4 separate regions of the Mus musculus genome follow, and all the other regions are linked to region 3. Evidence: chromatin loops called from intact Hi-C (ENCODE). Cell type or tissue: left cerebral cortex. All regions are shown on one strand. Region 1 has its middle 200 kb from the start of Tbl1x. Region 2 holds the start of Gm52447 (a long non-coding RNA gene). Region 3 has its middle 78 kb from the start of Tbl1x. Region 4 has its middle 190 kb from the start of Tbl1x.

Region 1 (5,000 bases), 120 kb after region 3:
CTGGGCGAAGTGGGAGTACTGGGTTCTGATGATGGTGAGTGGTCTTGGTTCCTGTTAGTAGGATTCCTACGTTTACCTTTCGCCATCTGGTAATCTCTGGAGTTAGTAGTTATAGTTGACTCTGTTTAGAGATTGTTCTTCTGGTGATTCTGTTACCGTCTCTCAGCAGACCTGGGAGACAGATTCTCTCCTCTGAGTTTCAGTGCTCAGAGCACTCTCTGCTGGCAAGCTCTCTTACAGGGAAGGTGCGCAGATATCTTGTTTTTGGACCTCCTCCTGGTCGAAGAAGAAGGCCCAAAACAGGGCCTCTCTCAGAAGCTGTGTTGCTTTGGCAGTTCCCAGAAGCTGTCAGCTTCTGTGGTGCAGACTCTCACCTGTGCAGACTAAAATCCTAAGTTCCAGGGAGTCCTGGAACCAAGATGGTGACCGCTGCTCCTGAGGCCGAGGCCGTCTCCCGAGCCAGGCGGACACCTATCCTCTGGTCCGGATGGTGGCCGGTTATCAGCGGCCCGCCCAGGCTGCTGCCTCAGCGGCTCTGTGCTTCCGCCCGTCCCAGAAGCTGTCCGGTTCTCTGGTGCACCCTCTAACCTGTTCAGACTAATTTCCTAGGTCCCGCGGAGTCCGGGAACCCAGATGGCGACCGCTGCTGCTGAGGCTGAGGTCGCCTCCCAAGCCAGGCGGACACCTGTCCTCTGGTCCGGATGGTGGCCGGTTGTCTGCGGCCCGCCCAGGCTGCTGCCTCAGCGGCTCTGTGCTTCTGCCCGTCCCAGAAGCTGTCCGGTTCTCTGGCGCACCCTCTAACCTGTTCAGACTAATTTCCTAAGTTCTGCTGAGTCCCGGAACCAAGATGGCGACCGCTGCTGCTGAGGCTGAGGTCGCCTCCCAAGCCAGGCGGACACCTGTCCTCTGGTCCGGATGGTGGCCGGTTATCTGCGGCCCGCCCAGGCTGCTGCCTCAGCGGCTCTGTGCTTCCGCCCGTCCCAGAAGCTGTCCGGTTCTCTGGTGCACCCTCTAACCTGTTCAGACTAATTTCCTAGGTCCCGCGGAGTCCCGGAACCCAGATGGCGACCGCTGCTGCTGAGGCTGAGGTCACCTCCCAAGCCAGGCGGACACCTGTCCTCTGGTCCGGATGGTGGCCGGTTGTCTGCGGCCCGCCCAGGCTGCTGCCTCAGCGGCTCTGTGCTTCTGCCCGTCCCAGAAGCTGTCCGGTTCTCTGGCGCACCCTCTAACCTGTTCAGACTAATTTCCTAAGTTCTGAGAGTCTCTCTTTAAAAATGACTCTAGCTTGTGTGATGTTGACATAAAACTAGCCAGGTCTCTGGCCATGCATTTCCAACAGCCTCTGAAGGGCCCACACAAGAATTTATGACAAGACATCCCTCCAACACATCTTAGTTTCTTCTCCAGTTGCTATGATAAAATACTCTGACAAAAACAACTTAAGGAAGAAGTTAACCCCCCTTAACATGTAGGTTCCAAGATATCATGGTGGGAAAGTCAAGATAGAAGGAGCTTGAAACAACTGGTGACATCACACCTACAATCAGACAATCAGGAAACAGAGAGTGATGCATGCTAGTGCTCAGCTTGCTTTCTCTCTTGTACTGTCCTGGAAGTCTTACTATAGTTCTGCTCACAATTGAGATGGTCTTTCATGTCAACTAACACAAGCAAGATATGCCTCCACAGACATTGCCAGAGACCCATGTCCTGGGTGATTCTAGATCTTATCAAGTTGACAGCTGAGGTTAACCATCAGAGTAATGAAATTAATTTTTACCTTCCAGTAATTTTATGATTTTCTGGCTTAAGTATAGGGGATACTATTACGAGGAAAAGGTTGTCTCTTGAAGGATAAGAGGAAATTGTGTCCTGGTTGTGGTAGACTCAAGCTAATTTGCATGCCTGGTTTGACCTTTACTGCCATCTGCTGGAGCGTCTGAGAGGATCTTTGTGTATCCTTTAGAGTTATTCTTCCCTGTAGTCTTTGGCCCTCTGCCATTCCCTTATGTCCCACTTACCTTAACTACAGCCTCCTCACCAAGCTCCAAGTCTCATGTTAGCCTCTTAACATTTTTTTGAGATTAGAATTATAACATTTCTCCATCCCCTTTCTTCCCTCCAAACCCTCCCGCATACCCCTCCTTTCTCTTTTAAATTTGTGACATCCTTCCTCATTAATTGTTGATATAATTAATGCAAGATCAGAAGTACATGATGATTTTTGGCTAGCATGCTTTACATGAGACCTTGTCTAAACAACAGTACATTCAATGCATACTTAATATTTTTAGTTATGGTATGTGGTCTCATGTTAAGGATGGGTTTTGACTAAATGTTGCTTTATTAACTGCCATGTAAATAATTTATAGTTTTAACAAGTACATCTAGAGAAGTTTAAAAGAACACTTAATCTACTAAATGACTATCTTAGCAAAACTTGAAAATGACGCCTCCTTCATTAGCTTTGATACTGTTCCAGTTTAAGAAATTGCAGACAAAGCCTAAGAGCTCTATGATGAGTGTGGGCGTCTGGACTTGGTGATGTGGTTCCAACTGCAGTCAACTTCACTTTGGAGAAATAGGTTGAGTAGGTCATAATTGTATGTACATTTTTGCTAATTTGTGCAGAAAAGAAAATGGGCAATGGTTACGAGTCTTTGAATTTCTCACTCATACTGTGTGTACGCAGGCTCCTTGTGGCTTTGAAAGATGAAGTTATTTAAGCCTATGAATGACACTGAGGTAGTTGGGAATATAATATTTCTCCCTGACTGTAGCACATTTATAAGTGTTGGAGTATTGCTTGGGTTGTAAGAGGAAAAGGGTTGGGTGCTCCTAGCATCTTAGAGACAGCTCTGCTCTTGTGAGAAATGATGATCCTTACTTCATAAGAGTACTGGAGAATCAAAGTACTAGAAGTGACATGGATTTGCATTTGTTTCTGCAGAAGTCTGGTTTCAGCCTGGACAAAAGCAAAGCAAAGCAAGCAAGCAACCAAACAAACAAAGCAAGAACAAAAAAAAAAAAAAAAAAAAAAACAAAAAACAAAAAACAAAAAACAAACAAACAAAAAAAAAAACAAAAAGAAGTCTGTCACACTCATTTGGCACAAAACAGTAGTTTTGATATTTCTAATGGCATCCCCTGGTTCCCTTTTGTTTCTTATTGGCTGAGTTCTTTAGGAAAGTGCTATCTTCATTGTGTCTGTAACTTCAATCCTAGGATGAACTGAGAGTGTCTAGACAAGCAGGTGCCAGCTGCCACCCAGTGAAGACAAGGGCCTAGTAGTGCTTCCTGCTTTTCTAATTCTTTTATGATCTCCAAGTGTACCTTATATTGGGTCCTGACTTTTAATGCTTCTGTGTATATAAATAAAAAGTTGTGAGAGTGGGTATAGAACACAAACCTAGACAGGAGACCACTAAAGGGGGTATGAGGTGTTGAAAAAGGAGGGGAGAACAGCAGGTCACATGAAACATAAAAGTAGAGAGGAAGATACCGAGGGTGGAAGACTGAAGGGAAGGGAAAGAAGCTGGGAAGAGAACCTACAAAAACAAATTTTGATTGAAAAATGCCACAATGACACTTAATTCTTTCTCAACGAATTGGGACAAAAATGGACGATAGTGATTTATTTATTAGTTCCCAAATGCCAGTGCTCTTCAGGCTGACAAACCCTCAAACTTTCCATAGAAAGATCAAAGGTAGGTTAATTAAGACAGAATGCAATGCCTTTAATTAACTTATTTAAAAATTTTAGATTTTTATTTTCACTTGTATGTGTCCTGTGAGTGTAGGCCTTGTGCACAGGTACTCTTAGAAACGATATGTTTCTCTGAATCCAGAGTTACAGATGGTTATGAATTGCTTGATGTGGGAGCTGGTAATCAAACTCAGGTCCTCTGGAAGCAGCCAGTGCTCTTAACTGCTAAGCCATCTCTCTCACCCCTAATATTATTTTTGGAAGATAATTACTGTGTCTTTCTTCCTGTATGGGTGTGTGTATGTATGTGTGCATATGTGTTTGTCGCTACAAGTGTGCATGTATGCACTTGTGCACTTAAGCATGGAAAGTAGAGGTTAGTGCCAAGTATTTTCTTAATTATACTCTGCTCTTTTTGTGGGAGGAAGAATAGAATTCTTTTACTGAACCTGGAACTTGATGGTTAGGTTGTGTTGATAATAGTCTAGCAAATCCAGGAGATCCTCATGTTTCCACCCCACAAGTGCTGGGATTATAGGCATATGCCACCATACCCACATTGTTTTGTTGGTTCTCTGATAGAACTCAGTTCTTCATGCTTGCATGTCAAGTACTTTACTAAGCCATATTCCTAGACCCACATCTTACTTTCTAATTATGTACAGGTAAACTTTTATGGAGCTATTTCATAAACCCTTCCTTTGTAGGGAGTGAGGTTGCACACCTAGGTCATTGTAGAGCCTGTACATTCAGCCCATAGGATACAGAAGGAACACCTCTGCATACAGGCTCACTGGTTGCCAGCAGATGTTGCCAGTAAACTACACTTGCCCTGTTCTCATATGTCATCTTGGCTTTCTTTCCTTTGTGCTGTTCCCTTCGATAGGCTACACCTTCAATTTTTACATATTGGTTATTCAAAAAGATTTTTTTGTTTTATGATGATGGGGGTCTAATCTATGTCTTGGGTTATGCTAGGCCCTGAGCTTTGTCCCCAACCTTCATAAATCAGATATTGTTAAACTTTACATACATTTTCAAACTACATCAGTGTTCCTAAATTTCTTTCCCATTTCCTTACTCTTCTTCTCTCTTCCTATCCTTTACTTTTCATTACATATATTCATTGTAAATGATGCTGTGTTATATAATATTTTCAAAGAAGTATGTTTTGTATGTTGGACATATTTTCTCTGCTCTTTTCTCTCTATGTGTGTGTCTTTCCCAATTTTTCCAAGATAGGGCCTCACATAAGCCAGGTTATCCTCTAACTCATTATATGTTGAGGATAACC
Region 2 (5,000 bases), 210 kb before region 3:
ATAAGAGAAATAGAAATCAGACACTATTCTTGTGCTTAGAAGGATAATTTTTAAAGTTAAAAGAGAATATAGCAAGAAAACAGTCTGTAAGATATTTCAAATGGTGGATCAGGTTCATGGAAGGAGAGGGATGGTATGTACTGGAGTGGGTCAACTGAAGTATGTATAAAAAAGCAGTAAGGAAACTTGTTATTTTGTAAGATAAAAAAATCAAAGTATGAACAGAAATATCTTGCATGTATAGCTAAAGCCATAGACTATAAAAAAAAGTTAGTGCTGCTGAGAAGGAATCAACACTTAGCTGTGAACTCCACATGTTTGTACTACCAATCTCTGTCAAGTAAGATGTGTCCACTGATAGAACAGTGGCCTGGATGTTGAAGGTAATTAAAAGCTGCTTTCTGATTGGATTTAAGAACTGATCCATAAGTGGGAATTCATATCTGGTTCTGTAAACCTGGCTAAAAGCAGGTGGTTGGGGGAAGATACTGCTATGGTTTTGCTAAATGGACATGGTGTGCCTATCAAATTCTAAATATCCATGTTTAAGCCCACAGATTAGTACTGCTATTAGCTTTGGTCAGAGAAGCTTTTTCTTTGCTGTGTGGTACTCACCACAGAGACTTATAAGTAGTTAAAAGTGCTAGAAATGAACGACTATTGAATTGCAGCTGTAAATGGGCAACTTGCTCCAAGGCTCAGTCAGGACACATGCAGGAAGGGGAGGACAGAGAGAGAATGTAGGAGTCAGAGAAATGGTTTGAGTGTGAAATGCTCTTCAAATTTCCTTCTAGTTATGCCCTGTCAGTTTGACAGAAAATAAAGACTCTCTATGAGCATCTAGTAAGGTCCTGCTTTGGGCATTCTGCCCTGGGAAATCAGAAAGAGGGCTTGTCTGCTCATGCAAAGCCCTGTAACAAAGTAGATGAAAGTCTGTTTGTAAGAATGAATTGGTTGTTTTCATCAGTCAACACCTTGTGATTTTTCAAACCTGCACAAGGAGGCATCCAAAGCTTACTGATGGTGCAGTGACCTGTTTGTAGCTTCCACTTTTCCCCAAATACCTTAGAATGCATGCCAGACCTGTATTCAGGGATCATATACACATTCTTCTGAGATCTGCTAGGGGTAGTCTGGAATTCTGCCATATCCTCAGGAATGAACATACCTCGTTGATGCTGATCTCCGCCTCCACATACTGCAGTCCTTTCTGAAGAATGGAGATTAGGGCAGCCGGTGGCACTAGTGTACCATTGATGTTGGACTGGCTAATGTGACTTTCGATCCCAAACGTGAAGGCAGAGTGGGAAAAACCTGCAGGAAGAGGGAAGCAGAGACAGGTGTGAGCCAAGTAGGGAGGGAAATGTGGGTTAGAGATGTGAACATAGAGCTATGGGCTTGGGGAAGGCTGTAGAATGGAAGTTCGGGTTCTGGTTAGGGTCGAGCAGGCAGGGAAAACAGAAGGAACACAGAAGTAAGGAATAGTGCTAATATATAATCAGAAACACTTTGATGGCAAAGCCTGGCTTTTACATGGGAGGTGGGGAATTGAACATAGATTCATATCCTTGCAGAGCAAGCACTTTACCTATCAGAAAATCTCCACAGCCCGTAGATATATTTTTGACTACCATTTCCAACATAAGATGGGTTTAATAGGAGTTGACTCAAACATTACACTGAGTATAGTAGTTTAGCTGCAATGTGCCCCCCAAAGACCCATATGCTAAAGACTTGAGTGACAAGCCAGTGGTACAGCAGAGTGGTGATAAAGCCTTTAAGAAGAGAGGCCTAATAGGAAGAAATCAGGTCACCAACGATGTGACCTTAAAGGGGATATTGGAGACCCCCCCACCCCTTTCCATTTTCCTCTCTTTGCTTCCTAAGGCAAGCAAATACTGTGCCACATACTACACCATGATGTTCTCCCACACCACAGACCCAAAAGAACAGGAACAAAGCAACCATGGATTTCTGAAAGCCAGAAAAATCCATTTCCTCCTTTAATTTCATTTGCTTGAGGTATTTGGTCACAGTGAAATAAAGTTAACTAAAAGAACTACACATGCAACTCCAGAAGATGGAAACAAATTATATCTCAAAGTATGACCACTTGAAAATAGGTTTATGGCAGATATAATTTATTAAAATAAGTGTGCTGAGACCCTGGGCTGATATAGTCTTTTCTTTGTAAAAGGAAATGTGGACACATTTGGACATCAGGACCAAGGTGATGCAGCTTTAAGCCAAGAAATGTCAAAGGTTGCTAACAGATCACCAAAGCTAGGGGAGGCATAGAACTGACTCCCCACAGCCTACAGAAAGAAATACTTGCCAACAGCTTTACCAGAGATTTCAATTTTCTACCAGAGAAGTGAACATAGGGCACTCCCTATTGGACTGAAGTGGCTTGTTGCATGGGTAGGTACAATTAGTATCATTTTGTAGATTTTAAATATCTTCAGGTTGTGAGAATTAAAAAATGTTTTACTTGAGAACTAAAATCGCTCATTGGAGAAATCACATTAGACCATGACAAAATAGCATTTTGTCCCACCTGAGGCTCTCTGAACCCAAGAGCTACCCACAAGGACTATTTTGCCAACAGGAGACATATGTGTCTAGCCTTTTAACTATATACCTTGAAGCAACATTTTGGCAAGGTCCCACTCACTCTGTAGACTAGGGCAGCCTTAAACTTAAGAGATATGCCTCTCTCTGTCTTCCAAGTGCTAGCATTAAAGGTGAATGTCATCACACCTGGCTCAACTGCTCTTGACTGATTTCCTGTCATGAGAAGAAAGACCATGCTCTCCCCACACTCCAACGGAGGAATGAAGTGCCTTCCAAACCACTTCTCTGTCCCTTTAACACTCTATTATATAGAGTATTCTTAGGTCTTTTTGATGATCCGATAGTCTGGCTTGTACTGGTGGTCAACTGTTTTGTCCAAAACATATTTAAAATGAACTTCCTCCAGAAAAGAAAGCTGGTTACTGGGGCTGGTGAGATGGCTTAGCGGGTAAGAGCACCAACTGCCCTTCTGAAGGTCCTGAGTTCAAATCCCAGTAACCACATGGTGGCTCACAGCCACCCATAATGAGACCTGATGCCCTCTTCTGGGGTATCTGAAGACAGCTACAGTGCACTTACATATAATAAATAAATAAATAAATAAATCTTAAAAAAAAAAAAGCAAGTAAAGAAAGCTGGTTACCTGATTCCTGGAGGTAGCGATATACCAGAAAGTTCACCTCGTCGCTGGTAATGCTCATCTTAGCCTCACCTTTCGGCGATGAGGTCTTCGTCTCGATCAAGTGTGAGCCACCCTCTGTTAGAAAAACATCAGAAACATTGTTTTGAATATGTTGTATGTATTTGTCTTCTGAATGTGTGTGCATTGCAGTGGGGAGGGGGTGGCGTGTGTGCTAGGGACAGATTCAGGGCCTTATTAGGCCAAGTGCTCTACTACTTTAGCTATACCCCTTTGAGATGATTTAAATACAGTATCACATACTTATTATGGGTTGACCAATTACCATCATATTGTATTATAACTAGACAGATAGATGTATGTGTATATACACATGAACATATAAATATGTGTGTATATGAAAGTTGACACAATCGAGAGTGGCCTGAGAAGAGACTCAATGAAGAACCATCTAGATCAAGCTGGCCTATGGCCATGTCTGAGAAGGAGTATCTTTTTTTTCCAACATATTTTTATTGACTATTTGGAGATTTTGAATCATATACCACTATCACATTCATTTTCTAGTCTTTCCCTGTCCACCCCCCATCCCTGTTACACCCCCAGCCAAAAAAAAATGGAATTTGTATTATCTCTAGATTCAGTAGAGCGTGGTCAAAGCCTCAGTGGCCTGGTCACTAAATGGAGACAAGTGAGTCCTTACCTTCTGGCATCCCTGCCAGAAGTTATCTATTGTGGAGGGCAACACCTCAGCATCCTATCATAGTTTTAAGAGTTCTCCTCATGGCTTCCTGTCTAGGCTATCACTATTGGGGGGGGTTATCTTCTATGCCCTCTTTCTCAACTGCCTCTAGTCATCAATATCTGTCAAAGTGGCTTATTTGTTTAAAAAGACCATGAGGACATAGATTATGGGCTTTGACATGGTTTGTAATATCAACACACCACAAACAGGGTTCCTGGGTTGCAGTAGAGCCATGGACCACAGCCCTGCGATGTAGCTGGGATCACTGACATCAACTCGGCATCCTGCCACAGCATAAACCACAGACCTCAAATTTCTTGATAGTGTTAATTGATAAGAGAAAGCCCAGCCCACTTGATTGGCACGCTGGTGGAGCGGGGTCCTGAGTGGATGAATATAAAAAAAGCAAGCTGAACACATGCACACATTCACATTCTCTTTGGCTCTTTCCTTTGAACTATCTGCTTCAAGTTCTTGTCTTGATTTCTCCTCAATGATGGGCTATATCATGAAATTCTAAGCAAAACAAACCCTTTCTCTCTTAAGCTGGTTGTGTATGTGTGTGTATGTACACACACACACACACACACACACACACACACACACACGCGCGTGTGTGTTTCTATCTTCCAGGCAAAATGTTTTCCCAAAAAGAGAAAAGCTGGCATATATTTTAGGGTCAGGATATGAACCATACCAGGGAAGCCAGATTCAAGGTCAACATAGAGTACAATCAGCTGATTTTGTATTTAGTCAGTGAAACCACAGTGCATTATAATTCAGAATGTGCATGGTAATGGAACCTACACACATGGAACCCTGAACCGACGTGGGCAGATGTGGCTGGATCAGTACTTTACCATACAGAAGACACCTGAGCAGACTGGTAGTGATGTCAAGTCTTCCTTGGAAGAATGACAAGTGTGGTCCTGGGGAAATATGCATCACAGTGTCATCTCTTGGAGAAGTTTAAAGGGGTCTTCACCATAAACTTAAAGGTCACTCTATATACAGGATATGAGAAGCCCCAAGGGTGGTGAA
Region 3 (5,000 bases):
TGACAAACACTGAGGCTTTATGGGACGTTTATGAAGTGTTCCTCTCAAAGGTATGGCCAGAGAGCTTTTCCCAAGGTCTTCTAATGGATGGGGATTTGTGGATGTTAGGAGCTATTTCCTGCCAGCCTGGTCAGTCATCTTCAACTCTTGGAAATGTGGTCAGTATTGTATTTTCTACCTTTAAGTCTAATTCTGGCTGATGGCTGTGCTTAAAGTACTTGTCAAGTAAGCAAGAACGATGGGAGTTCAGGTCCCTGAAACCCACACAAAAATGAACACTGTATCCAACATCCATAATCCCAGTGCTCACAGCTCACAGAATGGAAGAGAGAGAGAGAGAGAGAGAGAGAGAACGAACCCTGGAAAACCCACTTTGTCCTTTGACCTTTATACATATGCCATGGCATAAGTGCACCCATGTGCTCCCCACTCCCAGGATATGTATACAGATATACATAGAATGGAACAGAAAATCCGGAATATCCAAGCAGGCAAGGTTAACATACTTATCCCTGACCTATATTTGTTTGTCACACTGAGAACTGTAGAGGAAAAGGCTACTTACATAATTACACAATTACACACTCTTCCACTTTTGAGTGCCGAGCAAGTGCAGTGTCACTGAGCTGTAACCTTTTATTGTCTTGAATCAAGGTTTCATACATCTCAGACTCAGAACCTTTTTTCTTTGTAATAATGATTTTTCTTTTAAAGTCATTTCTTCCCCGTTTACTAAAATAGATTCTTTTCTCCTACAATATATCCTGATTACAGTTTCTCCTCTCTCTGTTCTTCCCAGTTCTTCCCTACCTCCCCTCCCATCAGATCCACTCCCTTTCTGTCTATCTGTAGAAAAGAACTGGCTTTTAGGCGATAACGACAAAACATAACAATACAAACTGTGAAATTGACGACGACCTGAAAAAGTTCTGGTCCTCTTGCCTCCACCTCTCCAGCACTGTGATTACAGGTGTGTGCCACCATGCTCAGTTGGAACGCAGTGCTGCCAACACCCGGGTTTCATGCCTGCTAGTCAAGCGCACTACCCAGAGATACATCCCCAGCCCATGTTTTAAAACAGACACAGTGAGCCGGGTATGGTGGTGCACGCCTTTAATCCCAGCACTCGGGAGGCAGAGGCAGGCAGATTTCTGAGTTCGAGGCCAGCCTGGGCTATAGCCAAAACTACCCAAAAAAGCCAGGGGGTAGGGGGCGCAGGGGACAGCAGTGTGTACCCTACAGCGGCCATGAAAGTCATATCAGTTATGTAAAGAAGTGTGCTTGGCATATGTTAGCAAGACCTTAAGTGTCTGTGCTTGTGTAAACGACGCTCATTGCTATGTAAGAGAAATAAAGATGACCAAGGCTGGCCCCGGTGTCCCCAAATAAGTTCCCATCCCAGAGCACCCACCAGATCAAGAGCTATATTTGTGCCCCAGTTGGCTTCTGTCCTTCTCAGATCCGGGCTTCTAAAACTTGTCCAGCCATGGACTTTGGGAGCCACATCCTGGTCCTCTGCAGGCTAGGATTGGGGCCCTCACCGTCCTCCTTGACAAAGTGAGTTCCAGGACAGCCAAGGCTATACAGATAAATGAAACCCTGTCTCGAAAAACCAAAAAAACCAAAAGCCAAACAACAACAACAACAACAACAAAAACCCAAAAGAAAAAACAAACAAGACACAGCAATTCTTTGCAATCAGGAGTGGTTAATACATTCTGGCATAAAAAAATTCCACTGCCCTCAGTTAAAGTCTGAGTTTGAAAAATATCTAGTGACCTAGAAAAATATTTTTACAGCTATGTAACCTAATCACAGTGTTCAACTGCTTGCACAGAGCACGCTTAGTTTTATTACCCACCTCCCCTCCCCCTCAACTCTCATTTTTGGAGGGGAAAATGTTTTTGCACAGGGAAAGACCTTTAGATAGAATAACACATTTGAGCATTCAAGCGCTTCCCGCTAAGCACACCACTGCTCCCCAGTTTCCCTATTTTATAGGGTCTCTGGGTTTCCCAGAAGGTCCCCAACCCCTGTGGAGGATGTGAACCCGGCCGCCTTTGAGGAGTCCAGCGATTACAACCTAGGCCCAGCTGGGGGCGGGGCGCGGAGACTGCGCAGCTCTTTGAAGCTCCTCGGTAGTTCCTTCCCAGTTAGCGCAGGCGCAGGCTCTGACCTCTTAACAAAGAACAGGTTCGGCAGCCGCCCCTCCCCCGCCGGGGAGGCGGAGGGACCACGTGACCTTTGGAAGCATGCGCTCGCCAGCCCTCTGGGAGCCTGGCTGGTAACCGGGCTGGAAAGTGGGCGGGGGAGGGGGGGGGGAGAAAGAATTGAGCAGGGTGGGGAGGAAGGGGCAGGGCTGCAGCTGGAATGCACACGGCTCAGGGAGGAAAAGGGGAGGGGGAGGAGGTGGAGGAGGAGGGGGGAAGAAAAAGGGTGGAAAGCGCGAAGGAGGGGGCTGGGAAGGAGGGAGGACCTAGGAAATGGAGGAGGAGGGGCAGGTTTGGAAAGTGAAAAGGTGGGGGATGGAAAGTAGAGCTGGAAGGAGGGGAGTTGGGAAATGAAATGGAGGGGAATGGGAAGTGGAGGAAGGAAGGGGAGGTAGGTGAGCAGGAAGGGGGTGGGCGGTGGCAGAGGAGGGCCGGGTCAGTAGGAGGGAGGGGGATGGGAGGGGGATGGGAGAAGGGGTGGGGCACTTCTCTGCGGAGACTCATTAAGATGCAATTGACATTTTTTTTAAAACAGACTGTATAAATTTACAGTTTCCTTTTGAACCCAAGCAGACAATGTTCAAACTCGTCAGATTTCTGTTTCGGAATGCAAATGAAAACACGCCCAGTTTCTGGAAAGCTTAATTGAGGACTTAAGAAAACAGATTTAAAACACAGCCATAGTAGGGCAGATCCTAGCCTTCTACCAAAGTGATCTTGAGTTTTCTTTTCTTCTCTCTCTCTCTCTCTCTCTCTCTCTCTCTTTTCTTACTTAAAAAGAGACCATTGTTTAATAATAAAATGGCCTAGGTCTTCCTTGAATGTAACAGGAACTACTGCTTAAAAAAAAAAACTTCAAAAAAATGACAATTCACATTTTTGTGTATATGTGTTGGGGACAGGAATGGGTGGATGAGGCAGTGGTATCTTGGGATTCTCTCCATGTGGCTCACCGTGTCCCCCTACCCCCACATAAAGAAGCACTTCCAGTTCTCCCCCACTCGCCCCAGTTACAAGGCAAATCAGAATAAAAAAAGGAAGGAGAAAAGAAAGACCCCTCCCCTAAAAAATAGAATGCCAGTTAAACCAAAAAGCAATCCCCTCCTATGAAAAACTGAACACCTCTCCAAATTGGGGCACAGCCACTTGCTCCCTCCATGCAAGCTTTGTGGGTTATGTTATGCTTTTTGTCCCTTCTAAAGAGATATGCAAGACCTTTAAATGCCATTCTGTGCACACAACTTTAAAATAGCCAGGTGCAAACTGGCAAAGGTGTAGTTCACCATCTGTTACCAGTGCACACAGCCAGACTGGCCAGCATCTCCATGTGCAGTGACTTTGTTGCTCTGCTAATGATAGAGTGACTCCTCAGAGGTAAAACCGGAATCCTAGGAGATTACAGATGGCCTTGCTATATCTTATCGGTCAGCTCAGAAAGGCAAGTTTGTAGAGACATCTCATCTCCCAAGGTCTTGCCTTGAGCAAACAATTTCAGGAAGGAGAGATTGCAGAAAAGAAATGTGGGCTACTGCTGCTACAATTACCTCATTCCCAAGTCCCTTACTCCAACACTTTATATAGATCAGCTTTATCCCCCCTGTGAGACCCCTCAATTTCCCACAGGAGAGAGGCTGCTACTCCCTCGCTGTGGGTGTTAATAAATACAGTGCTGTCTGTCAAAGGTTAGACTCTGCGTTCTTTCTGACTTTTGTCTCAGAAAGCTAACAACTAAGACTGCTGAAGCCAGGCCCACAAACTGGCTTGTCTAAGCAGTCGTCATGGGTTTTTGTTTGTTTCACAGTCCTGGAGGGTGGAGTGAGACAGGGTAAATTATGCTTGGAATCCTAGCACTCAGGAGGCAGAGGCAGAAGGATTTCTGCCAGTTTGAGGCCAGCCTGGTCTACAGTGTGAAATCTTGACTCAAAAACAAAACAAAATAAACCAAACCAAAACAAGCCCAAAACCTAACAGTTCACAGTTCTGAATGCTGGAAGTTCAAGGTGAAAGCGCCAACAGAAATCCCTTTTTTGGATGGCTCTTCCTCTTCTTGTAGATGCTAATGTCCCCTCATGGTTTCATGTGAGCTTTTGAGATAGTCTTATGTAGCCCAGGCTGGCCTCCAACTTGCTTTGTGTCTGAGGATGACTTTGTATCCTGTCCTTTCTGCCTCCATTTCTCAAGTATAATAATCCACTAGAGAAAGATACAGACAACCAAACTGATTAAGCCATTTAAAAGTATATGAGTTGTTTATTGTCTGGAGACCACGAGCAGGCTCATGCCTCAAAGCCTCTTGGTGACCAAGCTCAGGGGTACAGAGTTTGTAAAGGTAAAAACCACAAAGACCATCAAAAGACATCAAAGTTAGGTGAGAGTCAGAGTGACCTTGAAGCATTTATTTCTGGAAGAATGTAGTAGTTATTTTAGACATAACATGCTAATTATTTTTTACTTATACATCTTCCAGTTATTTTAGTTTATGTTAACTTTGTATAAACATTAATTACTCTGGATAATATATCTGGGCCATAGTCAAGGTCATGGAAATCTCAAATATGTTGTCAAGCAGATGTGACTATTTGGGGAAAGGGATAAAGGGCTGAGAACTGTTTAAATAAACACAAAAATGGAGTCAGGACAAGATGGCATTACTGTAGTCATTTCACAAGTGCTGAGATTGCAGGTGGTCCTCACTATACCTGGTTTATGTTTATGTGATGCTGATGATTGAATCCAGGCTTTTTTTCATGCTAGGCAAGCACTCTCTAATAATTTATGTCCCCAGCCTGT
Region 4 (5,000 bases), 110 kb after region 3:
ATTTTGTTTATCCAGTCATCTGTTGAAGGACACCTAGCCCCTGTCTTGACCACTGTGAACTGTACAGAAGTAAACATGGATGTGCAGGGGTCTTTGTGGAAAGCTGATGTAGACTGTTTTCAGCATAGTCCCAGAAGTGATACAGCCCAGTCATATTACCCAGGATTTCTGAATTCAGAAAGCTATAAGAAATGAACCAAGGCCCCCATTATGATAGCATCATGCTATACTTGGGTAAAGTTATAAAAAAGTGCCAACCTCCAAGAAAAATACACATTCAAAGACCTTGTACTGATATGTAGTTCTCTCCCTCCCGCTCTCCCTCCCTCCCTCTCTTTCTTCCCATCTCCATCTTTTGGATTAATGATTTTTTAAGATTATATTATTTTATGTGTATGGCTATCCTGGCTGCATGTATGTATGTGTACCTTATGCATACCTGTTGCCTGTGGACTTCAGAATAGGATGCTGAATATTCTAAAACCATAAGTGCTGGGAACTGAACCCCTGGGTTCTTAGCATAAGCAGCCAATGTTCTTAACTCCTGAGACATCTTTCCAACCCCCTCTTTTGGCTTTTTCAGAAATCATGTAGCTCAGGATGGCCTTAAATTTGATATCCCTCTATATTGGCTTCCTGAGTCATGAGATTATAGGTGTACATTACTATGCTACCTCTGATATAGATTTTTTTTTTTTTTAGAGACAGGATTTCTCTGGATAGCCCCTTGGCTTTCCTGGAACTCACTCTGTAGACCAGACTAGCTTTGAACTCAGAAATCCGCCTGCCTCTGCCTCACAAGTGCTGGGATTAAAAGAATGCACCACCACTACCTGGCCTGATATGAATTTTTTAAAAGATAAGTTTCCACTATGTAATCGTGGCTGGCCTGGAACTTACTGTGTAAGTCAGGGTGGTCTCGAATTCACAGAGATCTGTCTGTTTCTGCCTTCCAAGTCCTGGAATTAATATAATGTACCACAAGTCACGTCCAATTTGAATCTTTAAAGGCCCCCAATAATTTAAAAAAGAAACCTAATTGATTGGCATTTGGAGACACTAAAACAAGGATAGAAAAATCAACATTTTCTCTGCACATGAATGTTCTTGCATGTGGCTTTTTTTTTTTTAAGATTTAAAATTTGATCTATGTCTACCTCAGGGAAAAGAATGATTTTGGGCAAAATCTGGATCCATATTTCTCAGGAATATTGCCTGAGAAGTCAATTACAATGATATTAGGCCGGGTATGTCCCTGACTTAAGTGGTGGCCAAAGGATTAGCTAGCTGGCTGTAGAAAAGATTCTGCACACATGTAAACACATCAGTCAGCTGGTTCACAGTCTGGTTTTATCTACTTGTGTGCTGATTTACCTCATCAATCAATGTCACATTGTGGAACACATCTTAGATTTATAACACATGTGTAATTGTGTCTGGCACAGCTAGGAAACCATCAGGGGGCTGTTATCATGAATTAAACTCCAGACTTGCTTTGAGTTTTATTCATTTTCTCATAGAAATCCTGTTGCCTCACCTTTTCCCTCCCTCCTGCGTGCCTACAGTCCAGCCATCCTGCCCAGCAGCTTACATACAGTTGGGTCATCCTCATGTTCTTGGCTGCGAGGTTTCTTCATATTGCCCTTATTTTTCATGTTTTGAAGTTTTTGCAGAATGTTCTCCAGTGGTTTTCTTGATGTATCTCCAATGATCAGTGTATTGAAGGGTTTTGAACAGAGGTGAGGTGATTTTTGTCAGGGCCCAAACTTATGGGCATATTATAGCCCCATGGTGTTATCTAATGATGCTGACCTTGATCACCTGATTAGGTAACACTGCACTGGGAACTCACTTTCTATTTTCTCTTTCTATATTCTATTCTCTGGCCTTGAGTCACTAAGTTCTTTGTGATAATTTTTAGGGGGACAGTCTATGTCCATGAGTATGTAGGTGTGTGTGTGTATGTGTGTGTGTGTGTGTGTGTGTGTGTGTGTATCTATCAAGAGAGATAAACAAAAAGGATTGTGTTAATATATTTGGAGGTACAAGAGGCTTTGAGTTACGTGGGAATGAGAAGGATGACATGTAGCATTGAGAAGGTCTCATAGTGGCAGAAAGGATGAAATCAGTATAAGAAGACTACTTTTTCACTGCTTCTCCATTTTATTTTTTAAGAAACAAGATGTTTTTGTATAGTCTAGGTTGCCTCTTTAGGATGCAGTCCAGGCTGGGTTTGAAATCATTATTATGCCTTAGCTTTCTGAGGGTTGGAATGACAGGTATCTGATATCACACCCAAATTCAGGCTGTGTTTCAACACTTTTTCATTTGAGGATGTAGTTCCTGATGTTGACAATAGTGCTTACGATGTCACCCACCATTCTGGCTATCTACATGGCATTCCACAGTGCCCTGCAGACAGTGGATTATCTATGCCCTTTTTTGTGTTTGTTATGGGTCAGAAAGCAGAAGTACACGGCTTCATTAATTGTTCAAGGACTTCAAACTGTTTCAAAGAAAACAATGGCTCTGATCAAATGTAGCAGAGGTTGCTCAGTATATGCCAAGGACTGTTTTACAATGACATCCTTAGCCCAAAATGGTTGTCATTAGTTTAATGCCAATAGCATATTCTTTGGAATAGGACACCTCATGCCTCCCATATTTCACTCCCTCCAGGTGCTCATAGTTCTTCAGACTCTGCTGTGATTATGAGAATAAAAAGATTCTATCTCAGCCTGACCTTCTAGCCCCAAAAGGAGATAAAAGCAAACCCTCCTCCTCTGTAGACAGGGCTAATTGCATCTTTGTACCGTGGAAATGAATGATATTTTAAGAAGTAAGATCTCACTCTCTTAGGAGCTGAACAAGTACCCTCTTAGCTTCTGCAGAAGTTTCCACAGCAACGCAAGTTGGAGTACTTCCCCCACTTCCCAGCCTCCCCTAAAATCTGCTCCAACAAATTGTCTTAGAAAAAGAGCTGGCAAATGGTGTCTTTCACTGGCTGAGAATGTCATTATCTTTGATCTGTGTAAAAGCAGCTCCCAAATGAGATGCAAACTGAGTTGCTTTTAAGAAATCAAGTCGTGGGAAGAATAAAAGCTATCAAACTCGAGTTCTCATCCAGCCAAATGGGATTCAGAACTAAAAATAAAAGCCTCTTTTCTTTTGTGGGGAAGAAATGAAACCCAGCCCCGACTGACCCTAGAGGCTACAGTACCCAAGCCAAGCATCACTGAACCTTGCGCTTCCGACCATCTTTGGCTCTATTGTGAAACAAAACAAAACAAAACAAAACAAAAAACTTCTCTCGTTGCTGCAACAAAATACCTGACAAAAAGCTACTTAAGAAAGAAGAATTTATTTTGCCCCAAGGCTCCAGGGTGTCTGCACGGTGGGAAGTCATAATGGCATGGATTTGAGGTGGCTGGTCACATTGCTGCTGGTCACTAGCTCACATTCTCTTTTTCATGAAGTCCATAGCCTCAAACCATAGATTAGTACTACCCACATTTAGAGAGCATTTTTCCACCTCAGTTAACCTAACCTAGATAATTATTTACAGATATGCCCAAATGTTTGTTTCCATAGTGACCCTAGATCTTGTCAAGTTGGCAATCAAGCATTGGCTTTTAGGAGGTAAGTTTTGAATGTCAATGAGCTGAGAGCTGAGTTTTGAATCTGTTGTTACCTACCATAACTCACACAGATGAAAGTGTAGTCTATGTGGTAAAGAACTGACAAGATCTTGAGACCTTATTTTTATCCTTTTGGAATATTTATTTGCTAGTTTTAATTCTGTATCTGCGTATACATATATGCATGTGACTATAGGTGTTCCTGGTGGTCAGTCATTGGATCCATTCAAGCTACGGTTAGAGACATTCATGAGCCATCTGGCATTGGTGCTAGTAACAGAACTCTGGTCCTCTGGAAGAACAGTGATTGCTTTCAACCGCTGAGCCATTTCTTCAACCCTGAAGATTTAATATTTTGCTCTCCCAGACCTTGATTTCACTGATAAACAGCATGAGCCAAGTGGAGCTGGTAAGCCCAGTGACTAGAGAAGTTCAGGGCTCTCCTGACTCCCATAGATTGTTTTAAACTGCCAGAATTATGGGTATTTCTGTAGACAGCATTGCTGCATTTACTTGGTCTGAAATTCTTCATTGGGTACCTAAAGCTTACTTGTATATATATATATCTGAGGTGGAGACCAGAAATACAAAGGGTCATGACCTGTCCCTTAGATGCATTCTATCTTGCTTCCACACAGCAGGGAAGGGATTAAAGTAATGGTGATTGTCTTAGGGTTTACTATGCTGTGAATAAAACACCATTACTAAAAGCAACTTGGTGAGGAAAGGGTTTATCTCATTTTATACTTCCAGGTAACAGACCATTGCTGAGGAAAATCAAGACAGGAAATCAAGCAGGGTAGGAAGCTGGAGGCAGAAATTGAAGAAGAAGCCATGGAAGAGTGCTGCTTACTGGATTGCTCCTGGATTACTAAACCTGCTTCTTTCTTATACAGTCTAGGACCACCTTCCCAGGATTTGTGCTCGGTTTGAATGTGTGACCCCAGGCCCTCCCACATCAAGCATTAATCAAGGAAATGCCTGATGGACTTGTTTATACCCCACTCACATGGAAGCATTTTCTCAATTGAGAGTCTCTCTTTTTTTTTTTTTTTTTCTTTCCATTTTTTATTAGGTATTTAGCTCATTTACATTTCCAATGCTATACCAAAAGTCCCCCATACCCACCCACCCCCACTCCCCTACCCGCCCACTCCCCCTTTTTGGCCCTGGCGTTCCCCTGTTCTGGGGCATATAAAGTTTGTGTGTCCAATGGGCCTCTCTTTCCAGTGATGGCCGACTAGGCCATCTTTTGATACATATGCAGCTAGAGTCAAGAGCTCCGGGGTACTGGTTAGTTCATAATGTTGATCCACCTATAGGGTTGCAGATCCCTTTAGCTCCTTGGGTACTTTCTCTAGC

Evidence for each region. Hi-C counts contacts between places; a loop is a spot of excess contacts. Peaks named below come from ENCODE experiments on the same cell type or tissue, not always from the same donor. Only the 100,000 strongest peaks of a DNase experiment are listed, where the experiment ranks them.
Region 1: a loop joins it to region 3, with 4 times the contacts of the local background. A loop is called at or near these places in 7 of 42 quality-filtered maps.
Region 2: a loop joins it to region 3, with 5 times the contacts of the local background. A loop is called at or near these places in 24 of 42 quality-filtered maps.
Region 4: it touches region 3 in a loop (3.0-fold over the local background); 7 of 42 quality-filtered maps call a loop at or near these places.

What each region holds. Positions count from the first base shown.
Region 1 is chrX:77,311,521-77,316,520 of GRCm38, reverse strand. No RefSeq gene overlaps it. Among named protein-coding and RNA genes, the nearest start is that of Tbl1x, 200 kb to the left of the region's middle. In left cerebral cortex, a CTCF peak has its summit at 1,924 (motif pointing left); a DNase peak (open chromatin) is centred at 1,951.
Region 2 is chrX:77,639,725-77,644,724 of GRCm38, reverse strand. It overlaps Tbl1x (transducin (beta)-like 1 X-linked), which reads right to left. Exons shown (of 16, transcript NM_020601.2): 3 at 3,218-3,331; 4 at 1,169-1,314. The coding sequence starts at 3,275. Gm52447 (a long non-coding RNA gene) reads left to right here and starts at 2,366. Exons shown (of 3, transcript XR_003953113.1): 1 at 2,366-2,421. In left cerebral cortex, no CTCF peak of the experiment used is centred here; no DNase peak of the experiment used is centred here.
Region 3 is chrX:77,430,849-77,435,848 of GRCm38, reverse strand. No RefSeq gene overlaps it. Among named protein-coding and RNA genes, the nearest start is that of Tbl1x, 78 kb to the left of the region's middle. In left cerebral cortex, a CTCF peak has its summit at 2,084 (motif pointing right); DNase peaks (open chromatin) are centred at 2,194 and 2,788; H3K4me3 peaks cover 741 bases; H3K27ac peaks cover 1,909 bases.
Region 4 is chrX:77,321,804-77,326,803 of GRCm38, reverse strand. No RefSeq gene overlaps it. Among named protein-coding and RNA genes, the nearest start is that of Tbl1x, 190 kb to the left of the region's middle. In left cerebral cortex, no CTCF peak of the experiment used is centred here; a DNase peak (open chromatin) is centred at 2,978.